2 separate regions of the Homo sapiens genome follow, and region 1 is linked to region 2. Evidence: chromatin loops called from intact Hi-C (ENCODE). Cell type or tissue: breast epithelium. All regions are shown on one strand. Each heading gives the region's core, and the rest is flanking DNA. Links, peaks and the distances in the headings are about the cores only. Region 1 overlaps UBE2R2 (ubiquitin conjugating enzyme E2 R2). Region 2 overlaps AQP3 (aquaporin 3 (Gill blood group)).

Region 1 (15,338 bases), core at 95-8,094, 400 kb after region 2:
GTAATCCCAGCTACTTCAGAGGCTGAGGCAGGAGAATCGCTTGAACCCGGGAAGCAGAGGTTGCAGTGAGCTGAGATTGCGCCATTGCACTCCAGCCTGGGCAACAAGAGCGAAAATCTATCTCAAAAAAAAAAAGAAAAGAAAAGAAATTATTTAATACCCTTTGGTTGAACTTTAATCAAATTTTTTCGGCCGGGCGCTGTGGCTCATGCCTGTAATCCCAGCACTTTGGTAGGCTGAGGTGGGCGGATCACAAGGTCAGGAGATCGAGACCATCCTGGCTAACACGGTGAAACCCCGTCTGTACTAAAAATACAAAAAAATTAGCTGCGCTTCGCGGCCAGCACCTGTAGTTCCAGCTACTTGGGAGGCTGAGGCAGGAGAATGACGTCAACCTGGGAGGCGGAGGTTGCGGTGAGAGCCGAGATTGTGCCACTGCACTCCAGCCTGGGCAACAAGAGTGAGACTCCGTCTAAAAAAAAAAAAAAGAAAGAAAGAAAGAAATTATTTAATACTCTTTGGTTGAACTTTAATTAAATTTTTTCAAGGTTTTTTTTAATGCTCTCAGAATCAAAACTTTAATTAAATTCTATTATAGTTTTAAGTAGTCAGGTTTATGGAGGTATAATTTATACATTAAAATTAATCTTTTTAGTTACATAGTTCTATGAATTTTGATAAATGTATAGTCACATTCAGTTTTTTAAAGAAAAAGATGACCACAGCAGGGCAGTTTTTATACCAAATTTGTCTATGTGAGAAGAAAATGAAGTTACTCTTTTTTCTTAAAATATGAGGAAAATGGCTCTGAGGACTCAGAGTTATTATTTGTGTGGTACAATGAGTCCTCACTAATTTGGATTCTACTAATTTGAAAATTATGAGGTTTTTCTTTTTTGAGAAAGGATTTTGCTGTATTGCCCAGGCTGGAGTGCAGTGGCACGATCTCAGCTCAGTGAAACCTCCGCCTCCTGGGTTCAAGTGATTCTCCTGCCTCAGCCTCCCGAGTAGCTGGGATTACAAACACATGCCACCGTGCCTGGCTAATTTTTTTTTATTTTTAGTACAGACGGGGTTTCACCGTGTTAGCCAGGATGGTCTTGATCTCCTGACCTCGTGATCCGCCTGCCTTGGCCTCCCAAAGTGCTGGCATTACAGGCGTGAGCCACCGCGCCCGACTAATTTTTGTGTTTTTAGCAGAGACGTGGTTTCACCATGTTGGCCAGGTTGGTCCCCTGACCTCAGGTGATCCACCTGCCTCGGCCTCCCAAAGTGCTGGGATTACAGACATGAACCACTGTGCCCGGCTGATATGGTCGTTTCTTGTAAGAGCTTCAGCATTACTTAACAATAAAAAATGTTCTAAGTAATGGAAGATTATATGAAAAGAAGGATTTAAACTCCATCTGTCACTTCTCAGTTACATTTTACGACATAGCATTTTATTTTGATTGTGGTGAATCATATAATTACCATTTTAACCATTTTTAAGAGTACAGTTCAGTGACATTAAGTATATTCACTGTGAAGTGTAACCAGCATCATGACCTATTTTCTAAACTTTTTCTTCATTCCACACTGAAACTTTGAAGCTGTTAAATAGTAACTAATTTTTCCCCCTTGCCTTCATTCTCTGGTAATCTCAATTCTCCTTTCTGTCTTTATGAATTTGTTTATTCTGGGCACCTTGTAGAAGTGGAGTCATAAAATATTTGTCCTTTAGTGTCTGTTTTATTTCACTTAGTATAATTATCTCAAGATTCATCCATGTTGTAGCATGTCTCTGAATTTCATCCCTTTTAATGGCTGAATAACATTCCGTTGTTTGTATAATTCATCTGTTGATGGATGCTTGGGTTGTTCCCACCTTTGGGTTATTGTGAATCATGCCGTTCTCTTTTGGATGCTGTAAATGTTTGGTAGACTCTAGAGTCCCACAGTAGTTACTTTAGACAATTCCTACCAGCTCAGTGGTTGTTTAGGTGTAGTGACGGATTCTTGGAGCTTCTTTTTTTTTTTCTTTTTTTTTTTTTGGAGACAGAGTCTCGCTCTGTTGCCCAGGCTGGAGTGTGATGGCTCAGTCTCGGCTCACTGCAACCTCCGTCTCCCGGGTTCAAGTGACTCTCCTGCCTCAGCCTCCCAAGTAGCTGTAGAGTAGCTGGAATTATAGGCACAAACCACCTCACCCAGCTGATTTTTTGTATTTTTAGTAGAGACGGGTTTCACCGTGTTGGTCAGGCTGGTCTCGCACTCCTGACCTTAGGTGATCTGCCCACCTTGGCCTCCCAAAGTGTTGGGATTACAGGCGTGAGCCACACGCCCAGCCTTCCTGGAGCTCCTTAGTCCACCATCTTCCATGACCTTGTCACGATATTAGCTGTTAAATAGCTACTATTTAATTATATTTATAAAACCTATTCATTATATAAAAATTAGAAAATATAGACCTCGCACGGTGGCTCACACCTGTAATCCCAGCACTTTGGGAGGCTGAAGCAGGTGGATCACCTGAGGTCAGGAGTTCGAGACCAGCCTGGCCAACGTGGAGAAACCCCATCTCTACTAAAAATACAAAATTAGCCGGATGTGGTGACACATGCCTGTAATCCCAGCTACTCGGGAGGCTGAGGCAGGAGAATCCCTTGTTCCCGGGAGGTGGAGGTTGCAGTAAGCCGAGATCGTGCCGTTGCACTCCAGCCTGGGCAACAAGACCGAAACTCTGTCTCAGGAAAAAAAAAAACAAAAGAAAAGAAAAGAAAAGAAAATATTGATAAACAAATAGAAAAAGAGAGAAATTACCCACAATCACATTTCCCAGAGTAATGAGTATTTCCTTTTTGTCCTTCCAGATATGCATGTTGGGAACATATTACATAAACTGGTTTGTAATATGTTTTGAAACTTAATATGAATATGTTTTAGCTATCTTTTCATGAGAGAACATGCATGTCTAAGTGTAGGTTTTTTTTTTTTTTTTTTTTGAGACCCAATCTCTTTCTGTTGCCTAGGCTGGAGTTTAATGGCATGATCTTGGCTCACTGCAACCTCTGTCTCCAGGTTCAAGTGATTCTCTTGTCTCAGCCTCCCGAGTAGTTGGGACTACAGGCACCCACCACCATGCCTGGGTAATTTTTGTATTTTTAGTAGATACAAGGTTTCATCATATTGGTCAGGCTGGTCTTCAGCTGGTGACCTGAGGTGATCCACCTGCCTCAGCCTCCCAAAGTGCTGAGATTATAGGCTTGAGCCACTGAGCCCGGCCTAAGTGTAGTTTTTAAATGCCGTGTAGTGTATATGCTGTACTTCATTTCTATTGCTGGACACTTAAGTTGTTTCAGCCTTTTCCTTAATACAAAAGATGTCGCAGGAAACTTTATATGTCCTTACAATTTTTGTTTGTTTTTGAGACAGAGTTGGCCAGGCACAGTGGCTTACACCTGTAATCTGAGCACTTTGGGAGGCTGAGGTGTGTGGATCACTTGAGCCCACGAGTTCAAGACCAGCCTGGGTGACATAGGGAGATCCCGTTTCTACAAAAAAAAAAACAAAACAGCCAGGCCTGGTGGCACGCACCTGTAGTCCCAACTACTCAGGAGGCTGAGGTGGGAGGATCATTTGAGCCTGGGAATTCAAGGTTACAGTGAGCTATGATTGCACTACTGCACTCCAGCCTGGGCAACGGAGTGAGACCCTTTCTCTAAAAAAGGCTTGTAGAAGAAAGTAAAGATATGAGTTATTTTTGTACAGCTGTATAGTGTGATTTCGTTTTAAGCTAAGAAGCTAAGTGTTGTTTCAAAGGTCAAAAAGTTAAAAGTTTGTATAGTATAAGAATTGTGGGCTGGGCACAGTGGCTCACGCCTGTTATCCCAGCACTTTCGGGAGGGCGAGGCAGATGGATCACCTGAGGTCAGGAGTTTGAGACCAGCCCGGCCAGCATGGTGAAACCCTGTCTCTACTAAAAATATAGAAAAATTAGCTGGGCGTGGTGGGAGGCGCCTATAATCCCAGCTACTCACCTACAATATTCAGTATAGTAACATGCTGTACAGGTTTGAAGCCTAGGAGCAATAGGCTATACCATATAGCCTAGATGTGTAGGAGCCTATACCATCTAGGTACAAGTATACCATTTTTGTGTAAGCATGCTGTATGATGTTCACACAATGATGAAATTGCCTAATGATGCATTTCTCAGAACATATTCCTGTCATTAGGCAACATATGACTGTAATTCAGTGGTTTTTAGTCAGAATTGTGCAATCATCACCACAGTCAATTTTAGAATATTTTGCTGGGCTTGGTGGCTCATGCCTATGATCCCAGTACTTTGGGAGGCAGAGGCACGCAGATCATTTGAGGTCAGGAGTTTGAGAGCATCCTGGCCAACATGGCAAAGCCCCATCTCTACTAAAAATACAAAAAATTAGCCAGACATGGTGGCACATGCCTGTAGTCCCAGCTACTCGGGAGGCAGAGGCAGGAGAATCACTTCAACCTGGGAGGCAGAGGATGCAGTGAGCCAAGATCATGCCACTGTACTCCAGCCTGGGCAACAGAGCAAGACTCTTATCTCAAAAAAAAAAAATATATATATATATATTCTTGAGGAAGTGTGCCTAGCAGGTAAATTTTTTGAAGCTTTATTCTAACTTTATACTTGAAATTACTTGGCTGGGTATAGAATTCTAGATTGGAAATCCTGTAGCTTTAGAATTTCGAGGACATTACTGTATTGGGTTCTTAGTTCCAAAGATGATGTTTGAAATTCAAGAATGTTCTAAATCCTGTGCATGGTATGTGAAGAGTTTTTTCTTCTGGAAGTTTGCAGGACTCTGTGTGTCCCTGATTTCTTAAATTTCACATTGCTGTAGGTACTTTTAAACTCATGTTTTTCAGCATTGGGAAATTTTCTTGAATTATTTCAAGATATTTTCTCCTCTATGTTTTTCCTCATGTTTTTTGGGGAGCACCCATTATCTGGATATAGAACAGTCTGAATTAATTCTTCTAATTAACATATCTTTTTCTCTTTTTTTTCCTTTATTTGTTTTTGAGACAGAATCTTGCTTTGTGGCTTAGGCTGGAGTGCAGGGGTGCGATCAAGGCTCACTGCAGCCTCAGCCTCCTGGGCTCAAGCGATATTCTTATCTCAGCCCCGACCATGCACAGTGCTGTGATTACAGGTATGAGCCACTGTGCCCAGCCTCTTATTTTCAGTTTAGGCAGCTGCTGCTTCTTTTTTTTTTTTTTTTTTGAGACAGGGTCTGCTCTTGCTCTGCTGCCTAAGCTGGAGTGCAGTGGTGCGAACATAGCTTACTGCAACCTCTGCCTCCTGGGCTCAAGAGATTCTCCCACCTCAGCCTCCTAAGTAGCTGAGACTGTAGGCACCTGCTACCACACCCAGCTAATTTTTATATTTTTAGTAGAGATGGGTTTTGCTGTGTTGCCCAGGCTGTTCTTGAACTCCTGAGCTCAATTGATCTACCTGCCTTAGCCTCTCATTGTGCTAGGATTACAGAGCCACCACACCTGGCCTGTTCTTGTTTTTTAATAGAGACAGTGTCTCAATATGTTGCCCAGGCTGGTCTCAAACTCTGGGCTCAAGCATTCCTCCTACAGTGTTAAGATTGCAGGTGTGATCCACTGGGCTTAGCCAACATTCTGTTTTTGATGTCTTGGTTTTGATGTCTTGATCATGGTTGTCGTTTCTCCTATTAACTCCCTGAAGACATCATGTATATACAGATATATAGGTAAATATATATAGCTTATATAGAAGTATACATAGTTTTATGTATGTGTAATTATATGTCTCATATATAAGCCATTATTTACAGTTGTCCTTCAGTATCCATAGGGGGAGTTCCAAGGACCCCCACTGATACCAAAATCTTGAATGGTCAAGTCCCTTATATAAAATGATATAGTATTTACATTTAACCTGTGCACATTCTCCCATATGCTTTATTTTTTTAATTTATTTTTTTGAGATGGAGTTTTGCTCTGTTGCCCAGGCTGGAGTGCAGTGGCAGTCTAGCTGTATTTTTTAGTTTGTATTATTTTTTATTGCTTTTTTTACTGTTTTTTTTTTCTTGTTTTTTTTTCGCTTGAATATTTTTGATCCACTGTTGGTAGAACCCAGGGATATGGAGGGCCTACTGTGTATACGTATATAATGTTTATATATATGTATGTACATATATATATACATTTTTAATACATTTTACTTTTCCTGCATGGACTGTTTTCTTCACGTTGAGTTGTATTTTAAGTGTTTCATGGTAAACTTTCCTGAGATGTTTGCTAATGTTAATCTGCTTAATAGTTTTTTTTTAAATTGAGGTGTATGTACATACAATAAAATGTGTATATCTTGGCTGGGCATGGTGGCTCACGCCTGTGATCCCAGAACTTCGGGAGGCTGAGACAGGTGGATTATGGATTCTTAATTTACTACAGTTTAGTTTATGTTAGTTGGTTTTATTACTTCCCAGGAAATGCAAGAACCGTACATTTAGCTCTTTACCTCCTTCTTGTCCTTTGCCCTATTGATGGTATATTTTCTTATAAACCTCTAAAGCAACAGTATTATTGTTTTACATAGTTGCTGTGGTCTGGCCAGTCGTGGTGGTTCACGCCTGTAATCCCAGCACTTTGGGAGGCCGAGGTGGGTGGATCACCTGAGATGAAGAGTTCGAGACCAGCTGGCCAACATGGAGAAACCTGGTCTATACTAAAAATACAAAAACTAGCCGAGCATGGTGGAGCGCACCTGTAATCCCAGCTACTCGGGAGGATAAGGCAGGAGAATTGCTTGAACCTGGGAGATGGAGGTTGCAGTGAGCTGAGATCGAGGCACTGTACTCCAACCTAGGCAACAGAGCGAGGCACTGTCTCAAAAAAAAAAAAAAAAAGTTGCTGTGGTCTGAATGTGTATCCCCAAAAGACATATGTTGAAACATAATCCCCAATGTGATAGTATAAGGAGGTCTGGCTTTTGGGAGGTGATTACGTCGTGAGGGCTCTGGCTTCATGAATGAAATTAGTGTTTGTGTTTTTGTTTTTGTTTTGAGACGGAGTTTCACTCTTGTTGCCCAGACTGGACTGCAATGGCAGGGTCTCTGCTCACTGCACCCTCTGCCTCCCAGGTTCGAGCAATTCTCCTGCCTCAGCCTCCCAGGTAGCTGAGATAACAGGCTCCTGCCACCACACCTGGCTAATTTTTGTATTTTTAGTAGAGACGGAGTTTCGCCATGATGGCCAGGCTGGTCTCGAACTCCTGACCTCAGGTGATCCACCCGCCTCAGCCTTCCAAAGTGCTGGGAGTACAGGTGTGAGCCACCGTGCTGGGCCTGAGATTAGTGTTCTTATGACAGAGGCCCCAGAGAGCTAGCTAGTCCTTTTCACTACTTGAGAATGCAGCAAGAAGGCATCGTATATGAAGAATGGGCCCTTACTAGACTCCAGATTTGTTGGTGTCTTGGTCTTCCCAGTCTCCAGAACTGTGAGAAATAAATTACTGTTGTTTAAGCTAGGAGTGGTGGCTCATGCCTATAATCCTAGCACTTTGGGAGGCTGAGGTGGGAAGATTGCTTGAGATCAGGAGTTTAAGACCAGCCTGGGCAACATAGCAAGATTCTGTCTCTACAAAAAAATCTAATAAGTTAGCCAAGTGTGGTGGTCTACCTGTAATCTTAGCTACTTGGGAGGCTGAGGTTGGAGGATTGCTTGAGCACAGAAGTTTGAGGCTGCAGTGAGCTATGATTGTGCCATTGTACTCCAATCTGGGTGACAGAGTGAGACCCTGACTCTTAAAAAAAAAAAATTCTGTTGTTTATAAGCCACCCAGTTTATGACTTTTGGTATAGCAGCTTGAATGAACTAAGTAGGTATGTTTTCTAAGTTGCTTTTAATATTTGTATGTAAAATTAGCAGAAAACGTCTCTTTCACAAACATACAGATAGTGCTTTTTCCCCTTTTTCTTTTTTTAAAAAATAAGGCGAATATCCATATCCCCAGTTCAAGAAACAGAACTTTTCAGCCATCCAGGAGCCATCCATGTGTTCCATTTCAGTTGTAACTCACCTCCCAAAAAAGAAAAATAACCACTACTTCACTCTCTCTCAGTCATTTCCTTTTCTTTTATAGTTTTATCACCGTGTACATTCTTAGACATTATATTTTATTTAGTGTTATGATGTCTTTTAAACCACAGTTTATGCCTCTATCCCTTTTTTTTCCTTAGTTTTTATGTTGAAGAACCCAGGGAGAGTTAACCAAAGTTTGAATTTTACTGATTGTACACTCATGTTGCATCTTTCTTCATTCCTTGTATATTTTGCAAATTGGTTACTGAACTCAGAGACTTGGTCAGACTCTGGTTCGGTCTCTTTAGCAATACTGTAGGCAGTGTTGTGTTCTTTCATGGGGAGGCAGAAGTCTGGTTTTCTCTTTTTTTTAAATCATGTCCGCAGTTGTTGGGCTCAGTGCCCAGATCCATTAATTTATCAATGGTTTAAAAATAGTGACATTCTAATTGTGTGGGTTTTTTTAAAATTTTTTGTTGGAATACTTTTATTAAGAGATGCTTCTGCTTACCTGCTGTTCAGTTATCCAGTGGCACAGTTATATAGGAAAGGTAGGATATATACTTGATTCTTTGCCTTTATTTATTCTTTTTTCAAAATAGTGACTTAGTTCCCTATTATTCTCTAAGAGAACCAGCTATTTAATTTAATTTAATTAATTAATTTTTTTGAGATGGAGTTTCACTCTTTCACCCAGGCTGGAGTGAAGTGGGGCCATCGCAACTCACTGCAACCTCTGCCCCCCGGGTTCAAGCAATTCTCCTGCCTCAACCTCTCGAGTAGCTGGAATTATAAGCACCTGCCACCACGCCTGATTTTTTTTTTTTTGAGACGAAGTCTTGCTTTATCCCCCAGGCTGGTGTGCAGTGGTGCGATCTCGGCTCACTGCAACCTCTGCCTCCCGGGTTCAAGCTATTCTGATTCAGCCTCCCGAGTAGCTGGGATTACAGGCGTGTGCCACCATGCCTGGCTAATTTTTGGATTATTAGTAGAGACGGAGTTTCACCATGTTGGCCAGGCTGGTCTCGAACTCCTGACCTCAGGTGTTCCACCTGCCTCGGCCTCCCAAAGTGCTGGGATTACGGGCGTGAGCCACTGCGCCCAGCCTTATGTCTTTGGCCAGTTGGAGCTTCTTCAAGTTGACTCCTGAATGACTTGGTCTACTTCTTGTAGTTTTCGTAGCATCTTTGCTATCTGGTATGACCAGGTGTTGCAGGCTTATCTTTTACAGTTTCTACCCCAGATTTATAACCTATTATTTCTTCAACAAGCCCTGGTTTTAGTGGCAGAGGTATTTAGGGCGCCTAATATGGACCTTAGAGATTATTGCTGCTGTGAGTTGTCATTGTTTCTAGGACAGAGTTATGGGTGATATATATGTATATGTGTATATCTGTACACATGCTTTTTTATAAAACTTAACCACTTCTGTATTATAATACATCGGTGTATATTTTTCCATGTTAAAAATTCTGGTTCTCAAGGATAGGGAATAATGAACTAGAATATCCTCATTATTAATTACTCGCTTGTTTTCTCGTATATTACACAGTAGTCTCAGAATAGCAATACTAATAATACCATAACCAATGTGATTGCTGAGAATAGTTGCATAAATTGTTTCATGTATGCTGTCCTCATCACCCCCCGACATCATCATATCTGTATTATATCTATCTTGTCAGATTATTCATTACATGCAATATTCTCTTTCAACCTTAATTTGTTTTTATTCTGTAAGTAATTATATAGTTCAGTGGCTGGCATTCTTTTTCTGTAAAAGGCCAGGTAGCAGATGTTTTAATTTTTGCAGGCCCGGAGGCAAAATTAAAGATACTATATTTAGGGTGGGCAAAGTGGCTCATACTTGTAATCCCAGCACTTTGGAAGGCCGAGGTCAGAGGATCACTTGAGCCCAGGAATTCTCCACCAGCCTGAGTGACATAGTGAGACCTTGTTTCCACAAAAATAAAAAAAAATTAGCTGGGCATGGTGGTGCACACCTGTAGTCCCAGATACGCGGAAGGCTGAGGTAGGAGGATCACCTGAGCCTGGGAGGTTGCGGCTGCAGTGAGCCTTATGGCACTGCACTCCAGCCTGGGGTGACAGATTTATATTACAAGAGAGAAGATAAATTTCCACCAATTTGTATTGACAAAATTCAAATAAAAATAATTGAAATTTTTTTTTTGGTAATGCAGGTCTCATTAAGAATTGAATTAATTTTGGAGGGATGGATAATTGCATCACTTAATAAGGTTATTGTTTTCATTAAAATGGATTGCTCATGTTGATCTCGAATGAGATTTCCTCTTTGAAAATGTCTTCATACAGATTGGTACTGCTAAATGCAGATACTAGTACATGGGCATATGATTTTCATTGTGATATTTATTGCTTGGGAGGGAGTATATAGAATTCTGTTAGATTCTTCTCTTGATATTTGCTTTTTAGCATGCCATTGTAGTGTAGATTAATCACTTCCAATTAAAGAGTACGTGGAAGCGCTACAATTGCACAGTTAACTGGATTTTGATGTATATAAATTTCCTTTTGTACTTGGCTGAAGGTCTGAAAAACACTGCTGAAGCTGCAATTTGAGCTCAGGAAATATATTCTAGCCACATGCCATGACACATGCCTGTAGTTCCAGCTACTTGGAAGGCTGAGGTGGGAGGATGGCTTGAGCCCAGGCTGTGATCGTGCTACTGCATGGCAGCCTGAGTGACAGTTGTGAGACCGTGTTTACAAAAAAAAAAAAACAGACCACTTTTTTTTTTTTTTTTTTTTTTTAAGACAGAGTCTTGCTCTGTCGCCCAGGCTGGAGTGCAGTGGCACGATCTTGGCTCACTGCAACCTCCACCTCCTGGGGGTGAAGCGATTCTTCTGCCTCAGCCTCCCAAATAGCTGGGATTACAGACATGCGCCATCCCGCCCAGCTAATTTTTGTATTTTTAGTAGAGATGGGGTTTCACCATGTTGGCCAGGCTGGTCTCGAACTCCTAACCTCAGGTGGTTTGCCCACCTTGGGCTTGCAAAGTGCTGGGATTACAGGTGTGAGCCACCATGCCCAGGCAAGCAGACCTCTTTTTAAAAAAAAAATCACTCAACTTACTTCATTAGTAGTAATGCAGCAAGTAGAAAAAAAGGAAAATACATTCATAGCAAATTTGTCTGGAAATGGAGGTTTTACTTCTTGTTTTAACTTTTTTGTTTTTTTTTTTGAGATGGAGTCTGGCTATGTCTCCCAGGCTAGAGGGAAGTGGCATGATCTCAGCTCACTGCAACCTCTGCCTCCTGGGTTTGAGCGATCCTCCTGCCTCAGCCCCCCTAGTAGCTGGGATTATAGGCTCGCGCCACCACACCTGGCTAATTTTAGTATTTTTGGTAGAGATGGGGTTTCACCATGTTGTCCAGGCTGATCTTGAACTCCTGACCTCAAATGATCTGCCTTGGCCTCTCAGAGTGCTGGGATTACAGGCGTGAGCCACTGCGCCCAGCCTACTTCTTGTTTTAACTTTTGTTTAAGACAGGAAGTTTATAGAGATGTTTGACATTACTTATAATTCAGACAACCTTTGTTTTCATCCAAATATTTTGGGTTTTACCACTGCATAAGTTTTGTACATAAGTGCTATTTGTCATATAATTTTAGTTTAAAAATCTATTAAGAGGTATTATCAACCTTGCAGTAAAAAAGCTGATTTCCAAGGCCATTTAGTATTCTATAATGATAGTTGAGGTTACTTCTTCAGAAAAATTTGTCTTGATCCCAAGCTCAAAAAATTGCAGTTAAAACATCACTGCCATCAGTACCTGCTGATGAATAATACAGTGAGTAACCATAAGCTTGAAACACTTTATTACATTTTATATTTTCATAAGTTTTATTAATTTGTCCAATTAATAAGCCTTTTTCTGTTCCACACACACATATATATAAGTATTTTTGAGAGAGTTTCACTCTTGTCGCCCAGGCTGGAGTGCAGTGGCGCGATCTCCGCTGACTGCAACCTTCGCCTCCCGGGTTCAAGCGATTCTTCTGCCTCAGCCTCCCCAGTAGCTGGGATTACAGGTGTGCGCCACCATGCCCAGCTGATTTTGTATTTTCAGTAGAGACAGGTCTTCACCATGTTGGTCAGGCTGGTCTCGAACTCCTGACTTCAGATGATCCGCCCGACTCAGCCTCCCAAAGTGCTGGGATTACAGGCGTGAGCCACCACGCCTAGCTGTCCCACATCTATTTTTTTTTTTTTTTTTTTTTTTTACCATCAGTTGTAATGTTTCTTTAGCAGATTCCATTTAAGGTTGAACTGAATTAGTGTTTATTCAAGTTTGAAAATATTCTTGGTGGTGTTGTTCCAAACATTCATTAGAGAGGCTAATTATTCAGTCACTTCGAAGTCTGTATTGACTGCTCAAATAAACAACTGAGCTGTATCAGTAACATATGTTGAGTCCTCTAGAGCCAAGGAAAACCACTCAAAATCATTTGCCTTTTTTTTTCTTTTTCTGAGACAGTCTTGCTCTGTGGCCCAGGCTGGAGTGTAGTGGTGTGATCTTGGCTCACTGCAACTTCCACCTCCCGGGTTCAAGCGATTCTCTTGCCTCACCCTCCGGAGTAGCTGGGATTACAGGCGTGTGCCACCACGCCTGGATAATTTTTTTGTATTGTTAGTAGAGACGGGGTTTCACCATGTTGGTCAGGCTGGTCTTGAACTCCTGACCTCAAATGATCCGCCTGCCTCGACCTTCCAAAGTGCTGAGATTATAGGTGTGAGCCACCAAGCCCTGCCTTCATTGCCTTGGTTTTTAATCAACTGTTGATGTTGCTTACAGTATCCTCAGCTTGCTGAGCAACTGTTCTCACCAAAAAGCTAATAATCTTATTTCCTCTGGACACATTCCTTTTTTTCTTTTTTGTTTTTGAGACGGAGTTTCACTCTTGTTGCCCAGGCTGGAGTGCAGTGGCACAATCTTTTTTTTTTTTTTTAGACGGAGTCTTGCTCTGTCACCCAGGCTGGAGTTCAGTGGCACGATCTTGGCTCACTGCAAGCTCCGCCTCCCGGGTTCACGCCATTCTCCTGCCTCAGCCTCCCGAGTAGCTGTGACTACAGGCGCCCGCCACCACACCCGGCTCATTTTTTCTATTTTTTTAGTAGAGACGGGGTTTCACTGTGTTAGCCAGAATGATCTTGATCTCCTGACCTCGTGATCTGCCCACCTCGGCCTCCCAAAGTGCTGGGATTATAGGCGTGAGCCACCGCACCCAGCTTGGCCTGGATACATTTCTTTGACTGGTATAATCAAACATGATTTAATGAACTAATCATTAGTAAGTGGTTCTTGATAGGCTAACAAATGAGCCATCCACCTAATTTAGTTGCTGTTTTATTTTCATTATTTTATGAAGAAATTCTACTGTGATAAGATACTTCATTTAGAATTTTCTAGGCCGGGTACAGTAGCTCACGCCTGTAATCCCAGCACTTTGGGAGGCTGAGTCGGGCAGATCATCTGAGGTCAGGAGTTCGAGACCAGCCTGGCCAACATGGCGAAACTCTGTCTCTACTAAAAATACAAAAATTGGCTGGGCGCGGTGGCTCACGCCTGTAATTCCAGCACTTTGGGAGGCCGAGGTGGGCGGATCACGAGGTCAGGAGATCAAGACCATGGTGAAACCCCGTCTCTACTGAAAATACAAAAAATTAGGCAAGGTGGCGGGTACCTGTAGTTCCAGCTACTCGGGAGGCTGAGGCAGGAAAATGGCGTGAACTCGGGAGGTGGAGCTTGCGGTGAGCCAAGATCACGCCACTGCCCTCCAGCCTGGGTGACAGCAAGACTCCGTCTCAAAAAAAAAAAAAAATACAAAAATTAGCCAGGTGTGGTGGCACGAGCCTGTAATCCCAACTTCTTGGGAGGCTCAGGCAGGGGAATCACTTGAACCCAGGAAGCAGAGGTTGCTCTGAGCCAAGATTGCACCACTGCACTCTAGCCTAGGTAACAGCGAAACTCCATCTCAAAAATAAAATAAAATATTCTAATTTTTTGCTACTATTTTCCCGTGAGTTAGGTACTGTTGTGTGATGAGTGTAATTTGGTAATGTCTATGAATAGTGTATTTTTTTTAGGATAGTTACATTGTCATTGCATAATAAAGACAATGCTTTGTCATCTAATTTGACAAAACATTCCTTGCGCCTAAAAGTATGACATTTCAAGTCCACTTTTCTCTCTCTCTCTCTTTTTTGGTTTTAATATGATGGGTTAAGCAATGACAATAAAAAATAAAATATCCCAGTACAGCATTATGTGTGGCTCTCAAAACGTTGTCAAATATAGCTACTATATCACTGTAATTTTGTAGTATATCATGCAGCAGTGTGAAGTGATGAGAACACCACATATGGTCTCTTGCAACTGCTAAACTCTGCCATTGTAGCATTAAAGCAGCCACAGATAAGTTATAAATGAATGAGTATGGTTGTTTTCCAATAAAACTTTATTTATTGAGTTTTATATAGTTTTTATGTGTCACAAATATTATTCTTTTGATTTTAACCACATATTTTCCTTAACAGTGTTTCTCATTTCTTCCTGAAGTGGTACTTTTATCTGAGAGATTTTCCTTCAGCTTAGTGAACTTTTAATAATTTTTATAGTGCAGATCTGCTGTCAACAACCCGTCTCAGTTTTTATTTGCCTGAAAACATCTTTATTTTGCTTTTTTTTTTTTTGAAGGTTTTTTTTTTTCTGGATATAAAATTATAGGCTGGGTTTTTTTCCCCCTTTCAGTACTATGAAGTTTTCATTTTATTGTTTTCTGGCTTTATTTATTTATTTGAGACAGAGTATCACTCTGTTGCCCAGTCTGAAGTGCAGTGGCATGATCTTGGCTCACTGCAACCCCTGCCACCCGAATTCAGGCGATTTTCCTTCTCTGCCTCCCGAGTAGCTGGGATTACAGGCATGCGCCACCATGCCCGGCTAATTTTTGTATTTTTAGTGGAGGTGGGGTTTCAGCATGTTGGCCAGGCTGGTCTTGAACTCTGGCCTCAAGTGATCTCCTGCTTCAGCCTCCCAAAGTGCTGGGATTAGAGGCGTGTGCCACTGCGCCCGGCCCTGGCTTGCTTAATTTCTTTTAGTAATGCTATTATTGCTGCATTTAAAGTAATGTCTTTTTTCTTTTGGCTGCTTTTAATATTTACTCTTTGTGTTTGTTTTCAACAGTTAAACTTTGATGTGCATGG
Region 2 (15,338 bases), core at 4,679-12,678:
AAAACTCCATCTCAAAAAACAAAACAAACCAAACCAAAACAAAACACAACCCTGAAGAGAGTGGGTCTCATTAAAGGAAATCTTGGGGACTGTGCCAGTGACCCTTCGGCTAAGCTAAACACTGTATAAAAAGTAATTTAGAGTATAGTGAGCAATCAGGAGAGAGAAAGTAAGGAGGGGGGGATGGGAGGGTAGAGAAAACCAGCAGTGTGGCCAGAGGCAGGGGTACTAAGTGGGGTGAAGGGGCCAGGGAGAAATAGCCTCTGGTGGAGGAGCCAAAATGATTTCGAAGAATAGAGATGTTTAATATTCAATTTGAACGTGTTGTACAAGGTAAATTCCCCACCAGGCACGGAGGTTCACGCCTGTATTCCGAGCACTTTGGTAGGCCAAGGTGGGCAGATCATTTGAGGTTGGGAGTTTGAGACCAGCATGGGCAATATGGCGAAACCCTGTCTCTACTAAAAATACAAAAATTAGCCGGGCGTAGTGGCACGCGCCTGTAATCCCAGATACTTGGGAGGCTGAGGCAGGAGAATCTCTTGAACTCGGGAGGTGGAGGTTGCAGTGAGCCAAGATCATGCCCCTACATTCCAGCCTGGGCAACAGAGCAAAACTCCGTCTCAAAAAAAAAAACAAACAAAAACAAAACAAAACAAAACAAAAAACCACCAAAGTAAATTCCCTCTGTCTCCCCAAACTTTCCACACAGTTTGTTACTAACAAAGAAGTTTGTTACTTCCAGGGCTGGGCACGGTGGCTCATACCTGTAATCCCAGCACTTTGGGAGGCCGAGGCAGGCAGATCACGAGGAAAAGAAATCGAGACCATCTTGGCCAACATGGTGAAACCCTGTCTCTACTAAAAAATACAAAAATTAGCTGGGTGTGGTGGTGCGTGCCTGTAGTCCCAGCTACTCAGGAAGCCGAGGCAGAAGAATCGCTTGAACTCGAGAAGCGGAGGTTGCAGTGAGCCGAGATCGAGCCACTGCACTCCAGTCTGGTGACAGAATGAGACTCCGTCACAAAAAAAAAAAAAAGAAGTTTGTTACTTCCTTCTTATTGAGATACACTTCTTCACATGCCATAATATTTACCCTTCTAAATTTTACAATTTAATGGTTTTTTAGTGTATTCACAAAGTTATGCAACCTTTATCACTGTCTAATTCCAGAACATGTCATCACTCTAAAAAGACAACTCAGCCCCATTAGGAGTCAGTCCTCATCTGCCCCAGCCCCTGGCAACCACTAACATACTTTCTGTCACTATAGATTTGCCTGTTCTGACATTTTATACAACATGTAGACTTTTGTGACTGGCTTCTTTCACTTAGCATACTGTTTCCAAGGTTCATCTGTGTTATAGCATGTATAAACAATTTCCTTTTTTTTTTTTTTTTTTTTTTTTGAGACAAAGTCTCGCTCTGTTGCCCAGGCTGGAGTGCAGTTGCACAATCACAGCTCACTGCAGCCTTGACCTACTGGGATCAAGCAATCTTCCCACCCTAACCTCCTGAGTAGCTGGGACTACAGGCACGCACCACCATGCCCATATAAATTTTTTTTTAATTTTTTGTAGAGATAAGGTTTCACCATGTTTCCCAAGCTGGTCTCAAACTCCTGGGCTCAAGTGATTCACCCACCTTGGCCTCCCAAAGTATTGGGATTACAGACATGAGCCATCACACCCAGCCAGAGATTCCTTTTCTTCTTTTTCAAGTGGAATTCAGAGAAAAAGAGCAAGATACACATCTGAGTTACCACGGTATGTTTCAGGGACCCAGGGGTCCAGGCCAAGATGGTGACAAAAATGTCAGGACCTCAGCCTTTCCCCCTTTGACAGGATCCACTCAGGACAGAATTCTTACTATCTCTCAGCAGCCTTCCCACCTCCCCCAATCCTGCCCCCGGCAACTATCTTGACCCACCTTTGTTTGTTTGTTTGTTTGTTTGTTCGTTGTTTTTGAGACAGAGTCTCGCTGTATTGCCCAGGCTGGAGTGCAGTAGCGCAATCTTGGCTCACTGCAACCTCTGCCTCCAAGGTTCAAGCGATTCTCCTGCCTCAGCCTCCCGAGTAGCTGGGACTACAGGTGCCCGCCACCACACTCGGCTAATTTTTGTATTTTTCGTAGAACAGAGTTTCGCCTTGTTGACCAGGCTGGTCTTGAACTCCTATTCTCAGATGATCCACCCGCCTCGGCCTCCCAAAGTGCTGGGATTACAGATGCATGAGCTACAGCACCCAGCCTCTGTTTGTTTTTTTGTTTTTTGTTTGTTTGTTTTTTGTGTATTTCTGCTGTTTAAATCCACCTTTCTTAAGTACCATTTTGGACACATTTTCCCACCCCTCTCATTTGCATCCTCTAATTCTTAAACTTGGCATTCCAGGTCCTCACAGCCAAGTCCCCTCCCATTGCTGCTGCCTTCTGGCTTCATGTGTGGCTTTCAGGATCTCTCTGCTTCAGCTGTGTCTCTGTCCCTTTTCTCACACCCTGCCCTCTGATGCAATGTCCCCCTGCCCTCTCTCATCTGAATTTAAGGCTGTTAGGACCCTAGAAAATAATCCAAGAATGCTAGGCCTGGGAAAGGAAATTGAGACTCAAATCATCTCATGCCACATCCCTGTGGTACTGAGGGAGAAACTGAGGTAAAGAGTGGTAGTGGGAATTACTCTGGGTCTCAGAATAACTTGGAGGTCCTGACACCCAGGCCCCTCCCTGCACTGTGTGCATTGGTCTCTATCCAAGGTGGCAACTGGTCCCAAGTTGACTCCTTCCTGACACCCTAGGTTGGTGATGGATGAGCTTATAGGGATGACTAAGCAAGAACGGTAGGAGGCTGTGGTTCCCCAGAACCTCCCTGGCCTGGATCCTGCCTAACTTGGCCCCACACACCCTTCTAGTCTCATCTGGCATTCTCAGCTCCAGCAACACTGAACTCTGTCCAGCTCTTGCAGGTCACCCTCATCTCCTGCCTTCAGGCTTTTAGACAAGCTGTTACCTCTCCCTGGATCAGCCCACAGGCTAATTCCTTCTCATCCTTCAGGACTCAGTATAAAGGTGGAGGGGCATGGGAAGGTGATGTGGGCCTTAAAAGGGCTCCGCGCTTGATTTAATGCTGTCCAAATTGCCTCTGGTTGCTTGTATTTGCAGTATCCTCCACTAATTAGCCTTTAGATTCCATGAAGGCAGGAACAGTCCTCAGTTTCTATTTGGGAATCCATTTTTTTCAGAGGAAGTTGACATCTCTCTTGGGACCAGAGGTGGGAAACATGAGGGATGGGCCCATGACCAAGCTGATATAATCAGAGTGTACCTTAGGGTGTTTACTGGAACAGCTAGTGACAAAGATGTTCCATCTTCCCTGCTGAACATTAACAAGGAAGCATGTGGCCCGAGAGCCACTGCCAGCTCTCTTGAAACCACAGAGAATCTAGCCTTAGGATGAGGCTGACAGCATGGAAGGAAGACAGAAGAGACAGAAAGGACATGTATGCTGGATCAAGCCTCAAGTGAAGTTTTCCTCTAAATTGTTCAGTTATGTGAGCCATTTACCACCGTTGCCCAAGCCACATTGAGTCAAATTTCCTCTTACTGGCATCCAGATGCTTTTTACCTAATATTGTGGTATATCTTATCACAATATTATATAAGATATTAGTCATCATAGTATTTCTGGTGCTTACCATGGCCAACCTGGCATTGAAAAATAGGTGCTTGGGAGGTCGGGCCTGGAAGCTCACACCTGTAATCCCAGCACTTTGGGAGGCCAAGGTTGGAGGATCACCTGAAGTCAGGATTTCGAGACCAGCCTGGTCAATATGGTGAAACCCCATCTCTACTAATAATACAAAAATTAGCTGGGCGTGGTGGCACACACCTATAATCCCAGCTACTCAGGAGGCTGAGGCAGGAGAATCACTTGAACCCGGGAGGCGGAGGTTGCAGTGAACCGAGATCACACTATTACACTCCAGCATGGGCAACAAGAGCGAAACTCCATCTCAAAAAAAAAAAAAAGTGCGTGGTCAGGCGAGGTGGTTCATGACTATAATCCCAGCATTTTGGGAGGCCAAGGCAGAAGGCTCACTTCAAGAGTTAGAGACCCGTGTGAGTAACATAGGGGGACACCATATCTACAAAAAGTAGAAAAAAATAATAAATTAGCTCAGTGTGGTGGTACACACCTATAGTCCCAGCTACTCTGGGGGCTGAGGTGGGAGGATCACTTGACCCCAGGAGGTTGAGGTTGCAGTGAGCTGGGATCACACCACTGCACTCCAGCCTGCAGAACAGATGGAACCCTGCCTATAAAAAATAAAAATAAATTTAAAAAACTAAAAAAAGATGCTTAAATGTTTTTTGTTTTGTTTTGTTTTGTTTGAGACGGAGTCTCACTCTGTCACTCAGGCTGGAGTACAGTGGCATGATCTCAGCGCACTGCAACCTCCTCCTCCCAGGTTTAAGAGGTTCTCTTGCCTCAGCCTCCCAAGTAGCTGGGACTACAGGTGCGTGCCACCACACCCGGCAAATTTTTGCATTTTTAGTAGAGACAGGGTCTCACCATGTTGGGCAGGCTGGTCTTGAACTCCTGGCCTCAGGTGATCCACCCACCTCGGCCTCCCAAAGTGCTGGGATTACAAGCATGAGCCACCACGCCTGGCCAATAAATGTTTGATGAAATAATAAAGAAATACATGAGCCAGGTGCTGTGGCTCATACCTGTAATTCTAGCACTTTGGAAGGCTGAGGTGGGAGGATCGCTTGAAGCTAGGAGTTCAAGACCAGCCTGAGGAACATGGCAAGACCCCATTTCTACAAAAAATTTGAAAAATTAGCCAGGCATGGTGGCGCGTAGCTGTGGTGCCAGCTACTCAGAAGGCTGAGGTGAGAGGATCACTAATGGAGATGGAGGCTGCCGTGAGCTGTGTTCGTGCCACTGCACTCCAGCCTGGGTGACAGAGCAAGACCTTGTCTCAAGAAAAAAAAAAAAAATCAATAATAAAATAAGGGCCGGGCACGGTAGCTCACGCCTGTAATCCCAGCACTTTGGGAGGCCGAGAAGGGCAGGTCTCTTGAGGTCAGGAGTTCGAGACCAGCCTGGCCAACATGGCGAAACCCTGTCTTTACTAAAAATACAAAACAAAATTAGCTGGGTGTGGTGGCAGGCGCCTGTTGTCCCAGCTACTCGGGAGGCTGAGGTGGGAGAATTGCTTGAACTCAGGAGGGGGAAGTTGCAGTGAGCCAAGATCATGCCATTGCACTCCAGCCTGGGCAACAGAGCAAGACTCCATCTCAAAATAAATTAGTAATAATTACAAAATAAACAAGCTCTCTAGTAGAAAGGCCAGGAGATACTCTTTTCCACATGAGACTCTTCCAGGAGCCCTTCTGCAGATGTCTGCTGGCCTCTTCAACCCTGTGCCCCTCAAGGCATCCCCTACAGGTCCTCCTCTTTCCTAGCGGGAGTCCACATCCCTGGGACAGCACAGAGCATTGTCACTTTCTGTTCCGCCCCTGGCAGCTGGACCCGCCAAGGCTTCTCTCTACAGTCAGATGTCTCTGGGCTTAGAAGATGTACTCTGAGACTGGGGACCCAGGCCTGGACAGGCCACTGCCTTACCCAGTAGCTTCGTGCAAGTCACCTGTATTTGAGACTCAGCTACCTGCTCTGCAGAACTGCAGTAACGGTGTGGATCCATTGACTTCAGAGGGTAAGATGGCCCTGACTCTCGTGCCTGAGTTTCTAAACTGTGAGACAGTGGCTGCTCTACCAGTTAGAAATCAGAAGTTTTAGTCTATCCTGCTGTTCGCTTATTCAGCAAGTATTTGTCAACAGCTATGGTGTGTGCCTACCCAGGCACTCAGACTCAGCCACAGTCTACAGACCTCCCGCTTCCTGACCACTTGCTCTGAAAATCTGGGTTGTGATCTCAAAACCTAAAGACTTCCCAATCCCACGTCCTGACCTCCGTGTCTTGTTTGGAATATCGCAACCCCCAATCCTGTACCCCCAGTCCTGTGCCCACCTCCACACACACTGCCGCTCTGTCCGACTCAGTACATAGATGTGTGGCTTCTGGCCCCACAAGGTAGGAGTGTGGGTGAGTGTGTATTCGGGTGTGAGTGCCCCTGAGAGTGTAAGGCTGTGTGAATATAAGGATGTGGAGTGTGGGTGTGTATCTGAGTGTGTTTGAGCGTGTGTGTGTAATGAGTGAGAGTCGCTGTCAGGGCTTGTTTGACTGTAGTTGGGTCAAGTATGGAGTGAGTGTGCCATGTGTGGGGGTGTGGATGAGCCAGTGTGGGTGTGCATGATTTTGTGTGAGGGTGTGCAAAGCCTCAGTCCCTCATCAGTCAAAGACACACCCTCACGTGCATGTGGGCACATATGCATTCCAAGGGTCGAAGGTGGCTAAGCTGTAAGCCCATCTTCCGATAAGGGAAGACTTTGTCCACAGGCCAGGGATCACTCTCCCCTCCCCACCCCAACATGGAAGTGGGGATCCCCCAGCTAAAAGTTGCCTCTGTCAGGAACGAGCACCCTGAGACTGCGGCCCACGGCCCACCTCCCACCTCAAGCCAGGCCGCCTCCTCCTCTCTCTCAGCTGCTTTCCAGCCCAGCCCTGGCAGTGACCCTGGACCGAGAGGCGAAGGACGGGCTGGTGGCCAGACATTCCAGGTGCCTCCCTGGCTGTGGGGGGCATCTCCATGGAGACGAGCAGCTGACCATAACAAGATGATTATCGGGGCTCCCAGGGTCCCCCCCAGCCTCTCCCAAACAGACCTCTTCAGCACTAAGCCGTGCCAGGAAGTGTGACAAGAACCCATTGCTCCTCACAGGAGCTTCTGAAAAAGGCAGAGACCACAGAGCCATGGGATTGTCCCTGAAACAGCTTCCCCGACGCAAGAGACCAAAGAAGTTGGCCAAGGCAATTGGATCTGGTTTAAGGCTTTATCCCCAGAGATCTCTAGAAGCAGGGGACGATGCCACCCATTCCTTCTTCGCCCATTATATTTCACTCTGACCTGGAGGTATGACCAAGGCAATAGAGGGTGGGGGCCCCTAGAGGAGTCAGGGTGGCTGGTTTGCAGCCCACTCATCACCCCACCCCACTGTCAATCTCAGCTGTCCCTAAGACGTGCCGGTTAGTGTCCCCTAGTGTGCTTTGGCCATACACGGGGCTGGGAAGGGGCACCGATCCTTTTCTGGCTCCCAAAGCTGCTGGGTCTCTCAGTGTGTTGGTGAGAGCTGGAAGAGGTCCCCAGAGTCACTGCAATTGTCCTGGTTTCTGCCCTGTTCTTGAGGAGCTAAAGTGGGATGTCAATGAGACCTCAGAAAGAACTTCCTGATAGGAGGCTGTGAAACAAGATTAGTAAACACAGATTGGGATTTTTGCTTGTGCCCTCAACCTTCTGGGATTGCCTCCTGGCCATGATGCCACATACACCACCCTGTGAACCCGTTTCATCGCCATCACCACTCTCAACCCCTACCATATCCCCTGAGCCCCACGACGGGATGGGATGCCCAGCCCTCCCTTTCTCAGGAGCCTGAATTTTCTGGAGAGGACCCAGGGTGGGAAAGAGTCTCTGGCTTCCATCTCCCCTAAGCCCAGGCTGCCTGGGGAAAGCTGACTCCACTGAAGCTGGAGGGACTGGGGCTTAACTCCCAGGCTGACTAAGGCCCCACAGAAGCTCCAAGCTCCCGGAACTAGAGCAGATGGCCTTGGGGAATCAGGCGTCACTTGCAAGCCTGTCTTCATGCTTTCCTTCCCCACGGTACATAGGGAGCTCAGAAGGAGTCATCGTCACCATCGTTATAGCCTGCACTTCCAAAGCCCTTCCTGCCACATCTGGCATTGTTCTGATGCGTGTGTTAATCCACTTACCCCGCCTTGCACAACCTAATGAGGTAGATACTATTACTATCCCCATTTCACAGAGGAAGAAACTGATATTCAGAGAGGTGACATCAGTCAGGGATGCCGCAGGCACAGATAGTGTCCTCTGAGGCTTCACTGAAGAGAGCCTGAGGAGGGACTATTTACAGAGGTGGCGGTAGAGTCAAGGGGACCAACCAGGGACGGCTTGGGGACTAACCAACAGCAGCCGTTCCCCCTCAGCCAGAAGAGGCAAGGGGAGAGCAGTGTTCTAGAATGCAGGAAAAACCAGAGCCCTGGAAAAGGCGTGAATAGCCTGACCTTTATCCCCCCACCCTTCCTGCCCTCTGGTTTCCTAGCTGTGTCTCCCATTTGCCAAACCCAGCTGGAAGCCTGAGGGCAAGAAGGCCCCGGGAATGCCGCCCCGCCCGTAGAGATTAGCCTCCTGAGACACAGAACAGGATAGGGATTGGATCTGGAGCAGATGGAGACTCCCACCCACCCAAGATCCCGTGGCTGGGAAAGGCTCGTTTGGAACCTAGGTAATCTGCATTCAGAGCCCTACTCCCTGAGATGTTGCGAAATGCTCTCTGGGGAAGGGATTGAGAAGACTGGGGTCTAGTGCAGGCTCTGCCGCTCTGCTCTGTGACTCTAGATGAGACTCTAGTTTTGCCTTTACACAAAGAGGAGGTGTCCCCTCCTGGCACCCTCCACAGCCTAGGTGCCCAGACCAGACACATCCTCTGTGTTTCCACTGCCACCCCCTCCCTTACCTCAGACAAACCTGGCACCAAAAGCCAAAGCCCGGGACATGGAGATGCTGAGTCCCTGAGGAGCCCATCCCTAGCTGGGGGCAGACGCACTCATTCCCCTGCCCCCGTCAGACTCCGAGGTTCTACCCAGGAAGCCTCCTTCCAGTCTCCCTGGTGGCCCCAGGGTCTCCATCTCCATATTTCCTTTCTTTGTACTACCACATTCCCAGGGCCCATAGCTCAGGGGTCCTACCCGCAAGACAGGCTCCCTCCTCCCAGCCAGAAGGTTCGAGGCCCTGCTTAGGCCAGCAACCTCACAAACTGTTCCTCGGGGATCCAGGCTGTCTCTGGCCCCTGGGGTCCCTGTACTGGGTGGAGTAGTCCCTCTTCTCCCCTTCCCACCCCACCCAACTCTACCCCACCCACGTTTCCCCAAGCCTAGAAGTGCCCCACCTAGGTTTTCAGAAAAACAAAATCAAGAGGAAAGAGGAAGGAGGGAGCTCATTACCAGGAATTAAGGAGGAGGCCTGCCCTAGGGGAACACAAGTGAGACTTGGCTGGCAGGCAGAGATATGCACTGAGTACATGGAGGTGTACTCAAAGTACACTGAGAGAGGGGCTCAGAGGAACATGCAGAGATGTGATCTGAGGGTCACAGTCCAGGATGTTCACTCAGAGGTACACAAAGAAAGACCCAGACACAAGGCTGGGCACTGTGGTTCATGCCTGTAATCCCAGCACTTTGGGTGGCCAAGGCAGGTGGATCACCTGAGGTCAGGAGTTCGACACCAGCCTGGGCAACACGGTGAAACCCTGTCTCTACTAAAAATACAAAAATTAGCTGGGCGTGGTGGCATGTGCTTGTAATCCCAGCTACTCGGGAGGCTGAGGCAGGAGAATTGCTTCAACCCAGGAGGCAGAGGTTGCAGTGAGCTGAGATCACACCATTGCACTCCAGCCTGGATGACAAGAGTGAAACTCCATCTCAAAAATAATAATAATAATAATAATAAAAGAAAGACCCAGACACAAAGAGTCAGGCAGTAAGAGATACTCGGAAAGAGACAGAGACATGGTCTGCCAGAGGTTTGGACCCACAGAGACATAACCAGATACATTGAAAGAAAGGCACAACCAGAAACACTAAGTGCATTTGCTTGGGTGCACACACACACTGAGGCAGGCACACTAAGAAACAGGAACCAAGCTCAAGTTTCACAGAGACTGATTTTAACCCAAGCAGATCTGAATTTTAAGGAAACATGAGCTCCTCCAAAGTGGGCTGTGGAGATGGCTCAGCACAGGAAGAAGGGACAGAGGTGAGATAGGGGATGCAATTCTCCCTTCATGTCCTCACCAGAAAATGGATTACATGGAATGGGAGAAGATAACTTCCTTTTTTTTTTTTTTTAGACAGAGTCTCACTCTGTCACCCAGGCTGGAGTGCAATGGCATGGTCTCAGGTCACTGCAACTTCTGCCTCCTGGGTTCAAGCGGTTCTCCCACCTCAGCCTCCCAAGTAGCTGGGACTACAAGCGTGTGTCACCACGCCCAGCTAATTTTTGTATTTTTAGTGGAGATGGGGTTTCACTATGTTGGCCGCGCTGGTCTCGAACTCCTGACCTCATGATCCGCCCGCCTCGGCCTCCCAAAGTGCTGGGATTACAAGCGTCAGCCACTGCGCCCGGCTTTTTTTTTTTTTTTTTGAGACGGAGTCTTGCTCTGTCGCCCAGGCTAGAGTGCAGTGGTGCGATCTCGGCTCACTGCAAGCTCCGCCTCCTGGGTTTATGCCATTCTCCTGCCTCAGCCTCCCGAGTAGCTGGAACCACAGGCACCCGCTGCCACGCCCAGCTAGTTTTTTGTATTTTTTAGTAGAGACAGGGTTTCACCGTGTTAGCCAGGATGGTCTCGATCTCCTGACCTCGTGATCCGCCCGCCTCGGCCTCCCAAAGTGCTGGGATTACAGGTGTGAGCCACCGTGCCCGGCCGGGAGAAGACACCTTCCTAAAGGAGATGAAGAGTTGTTTTGCTAGAACTTTCTGACAGCCAGAACTGCTGGTGGAAGGTACACCTGGAGGTGGGGTGAGGAGGTGGGGAGCTTCCCTTCTACCCCTGGAGGGGTGACACAGCTGCTGCCTGGCTCATGTCCCTTTCAGCCCCTGCCCTGACCCACTGCTCCTGGTCCTGGCCGGGCCTTACCCTCTCTCACATGGCCTGACCCTCCAGGCAACACGTTCCCTTGGTTGCGGCCACGTGCTTCTTTGCCCTGCATCCTGTGTGTGAGCCCCTCTTGTCTCCCCTCCATCTCTCCCAAGAGCCTTCTGAAGTCAGGACACAGCACGCTATCGCCCTCACACTTCCTCCCTCCCCTTTCTCGGGAAATTCAGAATCCATGGAAGGAATCTGAGGAGGAAGAGGATATTGAATTCAATGACCTTTAAAAAAAACAGCCTTTAGCATCCTCCCTCCACTGCCTCCCCACCCCCATCTCTGGTTCTGCAGGAAAAATCATGAGGTGACATTTATTGAGGATTTACCATCTGCTAATCACTGTGTTAAGTCCTTTCCATGAATCATCTTCCATTATTTCCTCCTCTCAATATCTCCCAATTCACAGATAAGGGAGGTTCAGGAAAAGAACATGACTACCCCAAGGTCACCCAGCTAGAGAATCCTTGCTGGGCCAGGTGGCAGCACCAAAAGTGCTGCCAACACCCCCTAGGCTGACTGGTCAGGGTCAGCAGCAGGATTTGAGAGAAATGGGTGACAGAAGGACATGGGGCATGCTGGGGAGGACAGCAAGGTGAGGGCAGCCCAGGTGGGACTGGTGTGGCTGGAATGACCCTCTGCAGCCGTATTCCCCTCCCAAGGTTTGCCCTTCCTCCCCCCAGGGCCTGGGAAGGGGACACTCCCTCTGGCTCAGGTCCCTCCAGCATTCCAGACACGCCTCTTGGGAGCTGGGGACAAAGAAGGGATAGAAACCTAAAATGGTATTGCCTTCTCCTGCCCTCACCTCCGTAGGCAGATTCTTGGCTGTGTGACCCTGTGTTTGCCACCCGCCCTCTCTGGACCATGATCTCATCTGTGAAGGCTGGAGAGCAAAAGCTGGCTTAGCTTCTAAAAACCACAATTCGCCTGCCACACCCAGGGATCCTCTGGCTCCCATGGGGTTCGCTCAGAGGAGGGATTGGGTAGGGGATGCCTTCCCTTGTATTGCATGAAGTTTCCCTTGATGAAACTTGAGGAGGGTATGGTAAGGAAGAAGCAAATGAGAAAAGCTTCCTGTTCTCAGGTGTGCCGAGCCCGTTGCTTTTCTGGGCAAGTCAGAGCGCCAGAGTCAGTCTTCCAACCCCCTGCCTTACTGGGCACAGAGGTGCCTCTGTAGAAGTGAAGAAATGACTGAAGAAATGAAGCAGAAGGGGAGATGAGCGTGAACGCAACTGCGGGTCTTGGCACTTAAGACAGCTGACTAGAAGTTGCTGGAAGAGTGAGGCAGAGCAGGGATGGCTTCCCGGAGGAAGAGGCGTTAAAGCAGATCATGAGGACTTTAATGAGCAAAGATGTGAGTTGGGACTTTGGAGCAAAGTCTGAAGACACAAAAACACAGAAACACATAAAGTAGGCTGAGGTGGATGGAGCCATGTGAGAGGAGGGGTAGGCTCCTGACCCTACCTGGAGGTCCTGAACGCCAGATGGAGCATTGTGGATGGTCTCCAGATGGGCACTTTCAGCAGAGGTTTTGAAGAGATCCCTCTGGTTGCTTTGTGGACTGACTGGGGCAGGCCTGGAGGCAGGGAGGCTGCCAGGGGGGCTGTGGCCAAGGTCTGGGTGGAGGTTATGGAGCCTGAATAGCTGCAGGTTGTGGAGGACAATACAGGTTCCCAGTCTGATGGGTCTCCTCCAGGAACAGGGAACTCACCACCTCCTGGGCAGCAGTTCTCCCCATTGGGTAGCTCTGCAGCAAGATCTTCCCTGCATAGGGCTCAAGCCTTTCTGGGGTGATGTGTGGGTACAGGGATTGGGAAGAAGATTCCATTCATTATGCTGGGGGTACCCATGAGGACGGAAACTTGGGGGAAAGTTTGGGACCACTGAGTTCAAACTGAGAGCCTTGGTGAAGAGGCTCTCTAACCTCTCTGTATGACCCCCAGGGTAACCTGACCAGATCAGACACTCAGCCGGGCACCCTGGGTCAGTGTGGGCATGCGGAAGCTCCTTAACTGGCCCCAGAAAAGCAGCAGAGCAAGCAGAAAGATATTTGCACAACTGGAGGTTTTAGGCACATATTTATTTTATTTTTTTTAATATAAAAGTAAAAGAGTACATTGTTGAGTAGAGGATTAAAGGAGTGACGACCCTTTCTAAAGTGGGGTCTCCCATCCCGGATCCCTAAGACTGTAACATCTGCTACATACATTAAAAACAAAACAAAACAAAAGCAAACATGAAACTTATGACCTGACTTCACTCCACCCTTCATGCCTGCATTATGACAGAAACACGTCCCACTGCTCCTACTTATGTATGTACATCCAGAGCTCCAAACCTAAGCTGTGGCCCCCTCCTCCCAGCCCTACCCACATCCACCCTACTTCCCAAAAGCCTGTAGAAGCCCCCACTTAGAAAAAAAGGCAGACATACACATACACAGAAACACATATCTATCTGCAGCTCCTCCATGTGAAGCCCCTGAAACATACACACCCTGGAACTTTCCTCTCCTTATGCACAGATGGACAGGCTGCCTTCCCCTGTCTCTGGGCTCCCCCAATAGCCAGAATCCCTTCCGACTGGTCCCTTGCCCTGAATATCTGGGAACCCCCCCCACACACACACACCCCTGCACACACATGCACACACATGCACACACATGCACACACACACATACCTGCTGCCCATTCTCTTCCCTTGGGAGACAAAAGGATGTATTGACCCAAATTCCGGTTCCACCCCAGCTTAGGGGCAGTGGCCTAAGGTGCTATTTGGGCAAGGTCCAGTGGAAATCCTGAAGGGGCTGTCTCGTGGGGTGAGGGTAGATAGGGAGCTCCTTAGCCTGAAAGGGTGGATCGTGAAGGGGGCTTCTTGGGAGTGGCCCTTGGACAGTCAGTGGATGCTCAAGGCCAGGGCAGCGGAGTGGGGAGATGGCCCCTGCCCACTCAGATCTGCTCCTTGTGCTTCACATGGGCCAGCTTCACATTCTCTTCCTCGTTGGAGGGTGGGGGCTGCTCCAGGTGGCAGCCGATCATCAGCTGGTACACGAAGACACCCGCAATGGAGCCCAGGAGTGGGGACACGATGGGCACCCACCACCAATGCTGGCCGGTCCTGGGGGGACAGACACTCATAGTCAGGGACATGGGGGGCAGGGCAGAGGAGAGGCAGGCTGGGGTGAGCTGGGTGGGGGCTGTACTCACGTGAAGACTGCAGAGCCCCAGCCCGCAAGGGCTGTAAAAAGGCGGGGGCCAAAGTCCCGGGCAGGGTTGACGGCATAGCCGGAGTTGAAGCCCATGGAGGTGCCAATGACCAGGACCACCAGGCCCACGGTGAAGGCCTCCAGGCCTCGGGGGACGGGGTTGTTGTAGGGGTCAACAATGGCCAGCACACACACGATAAGGGAGGCTGTGCCTATGAACTGGGGAGTGGGGAGAACAGGGTGAGCTGCAGCTCCCTCCCTTTCTCTGACCCCTCCTTCCATCCCCCGTCTTCCCTCTAGCTCTTAAACTCTTGTCAGCGCCCGCCCATGCTCTTCTCCTGAAAGCAATGGTGCTAGAATGTCTGCGTGACAAGAACCCGCTGGAGAGCCGCATGTTTTGTAAGTACTTGCCACCATGTTCTGATGCGGGTTACCCCACAGATTGGAGAAACCCTGCTACAGTCGAGGAGTCCTGTCCCCCAACCAGCCCATGAGCTACCAAGGCAACTCGGTCCCCTCCCTGCGTTCCCCTCACACGTCCCCAGCCCATACCTGGTCAAAGAAGCCATTGATCATATCCAAGTGTCCAGAGGGGTAGGTAGCAAAGATGCCGGCTGTGCCATTGGGGCCCGAAACAAAAAGCTGGTTGTCGGCGAAGTGCCAGATTGCATCTGGTGACAGATTAGACACACAGTGAGTCGGGGGAGAGGCCTGAGCCCAGACTTCCCTCTCAGGTGTGCCCTCCCCACCCTCCCATGAGTTATGGGTAAGTAGCAATACTGCTGTATTGCAGCAGGCAGAGGGGGTGGCGTGGGGTGGGGTGGAGGGCCTGAGACTCTGTTATTGCCCAACTTGTTTCTTTCCCTTCGTGCCCCCTACCTTGACCCTGTGCGTGAATGAGTGAGTCATGAGCCCGGGGCCTGGGCAGGTCCTAGCCGTCTGTCATCAAAAGGCCTGGTGCCAGCAGGTCCTGAACAGAGGGACGGGGGTAGTGGAGGAGGACAGGGTGGGGAATGCTTACCATAATACAGCCCAAAAACTATTCCAGCACCCAAGAAGGCTCCCAGCGTCTGTGCCAGGGTGTAGATGGGCAGCTTGATCCAGGGCTCACGAGCCAGGAAGCACATGGCAAAGGTCACGGCAGGGTTCAGGTGGGCCCCTGGGCAGAGGGGACAAGGGACCTATTAGCTGCAGCCTGCCACAGTCGGCAGGCTAGGGTCCCCTGAGAAGGGGTGCAGAGAGGGGTTTCTTGCACAGGATGGCGGTTGGTCTATGTAACAGGTCAGCTGATAA

What was found. Peaks named below come from ENCODE experiments on the same cell type or tissue, not always from the same donor. Only the 100,000 strongest peaks of a DNase experiment are listed, where the experiment ranks them.
Region 1: a loop joins it to region 2, with 19 times the contacts of the local background. A loop is called at or near these places in 1 of 110 quality-filtered maps.

The regions. Positions count from the first base shown.
Region 1 is chr9:33,832,185-33,847,522 of GRCh38, forward strand. All of the region lies in intron 1 of UBE2R2 (ubiquitin conjugating enzyme E2 R2), which reads left to right. Among named protein-coding and RNA genes, the nearest start is that of UBE2R2-AS1, 21 kb to the left of the region's middle. RefSeq lists silencers at 11,425-11,484, 11,525-11,604. In breast epithelium, for the core only: no CTCF peak of the experiment used is centred there; a DNase peak (open chromatin) is centred at 4,378; H3K27ac peaks cover 1,885 bases.
Region 2 is chr9:33,428,255-33,443,592 of GRCh38, forward strand. It overlaps AQP3 (aquaporin 3 (Gill blood group)), which reads right to left. Exons shown (of 6, transcript NM_004925.5): 3 at 15,067-15,204; 4 at 14,598-14,716; 5 at 14,047-14,264; 6 at 12,906-13,957. The coding sequence ends at 13,789. Among named protein-coding and RNA genes, the nearest start is that of AQP3, 12 kb to the right of the region's middle. RefSeq lists enhancers at 7,033-7,534, 14,492-15,338 and a silencer at 10,426-10,664. In breast epithelium, for the core only: no CTCF peak of the experiment used is centred there; no DNase peak of the experiment used is centred there.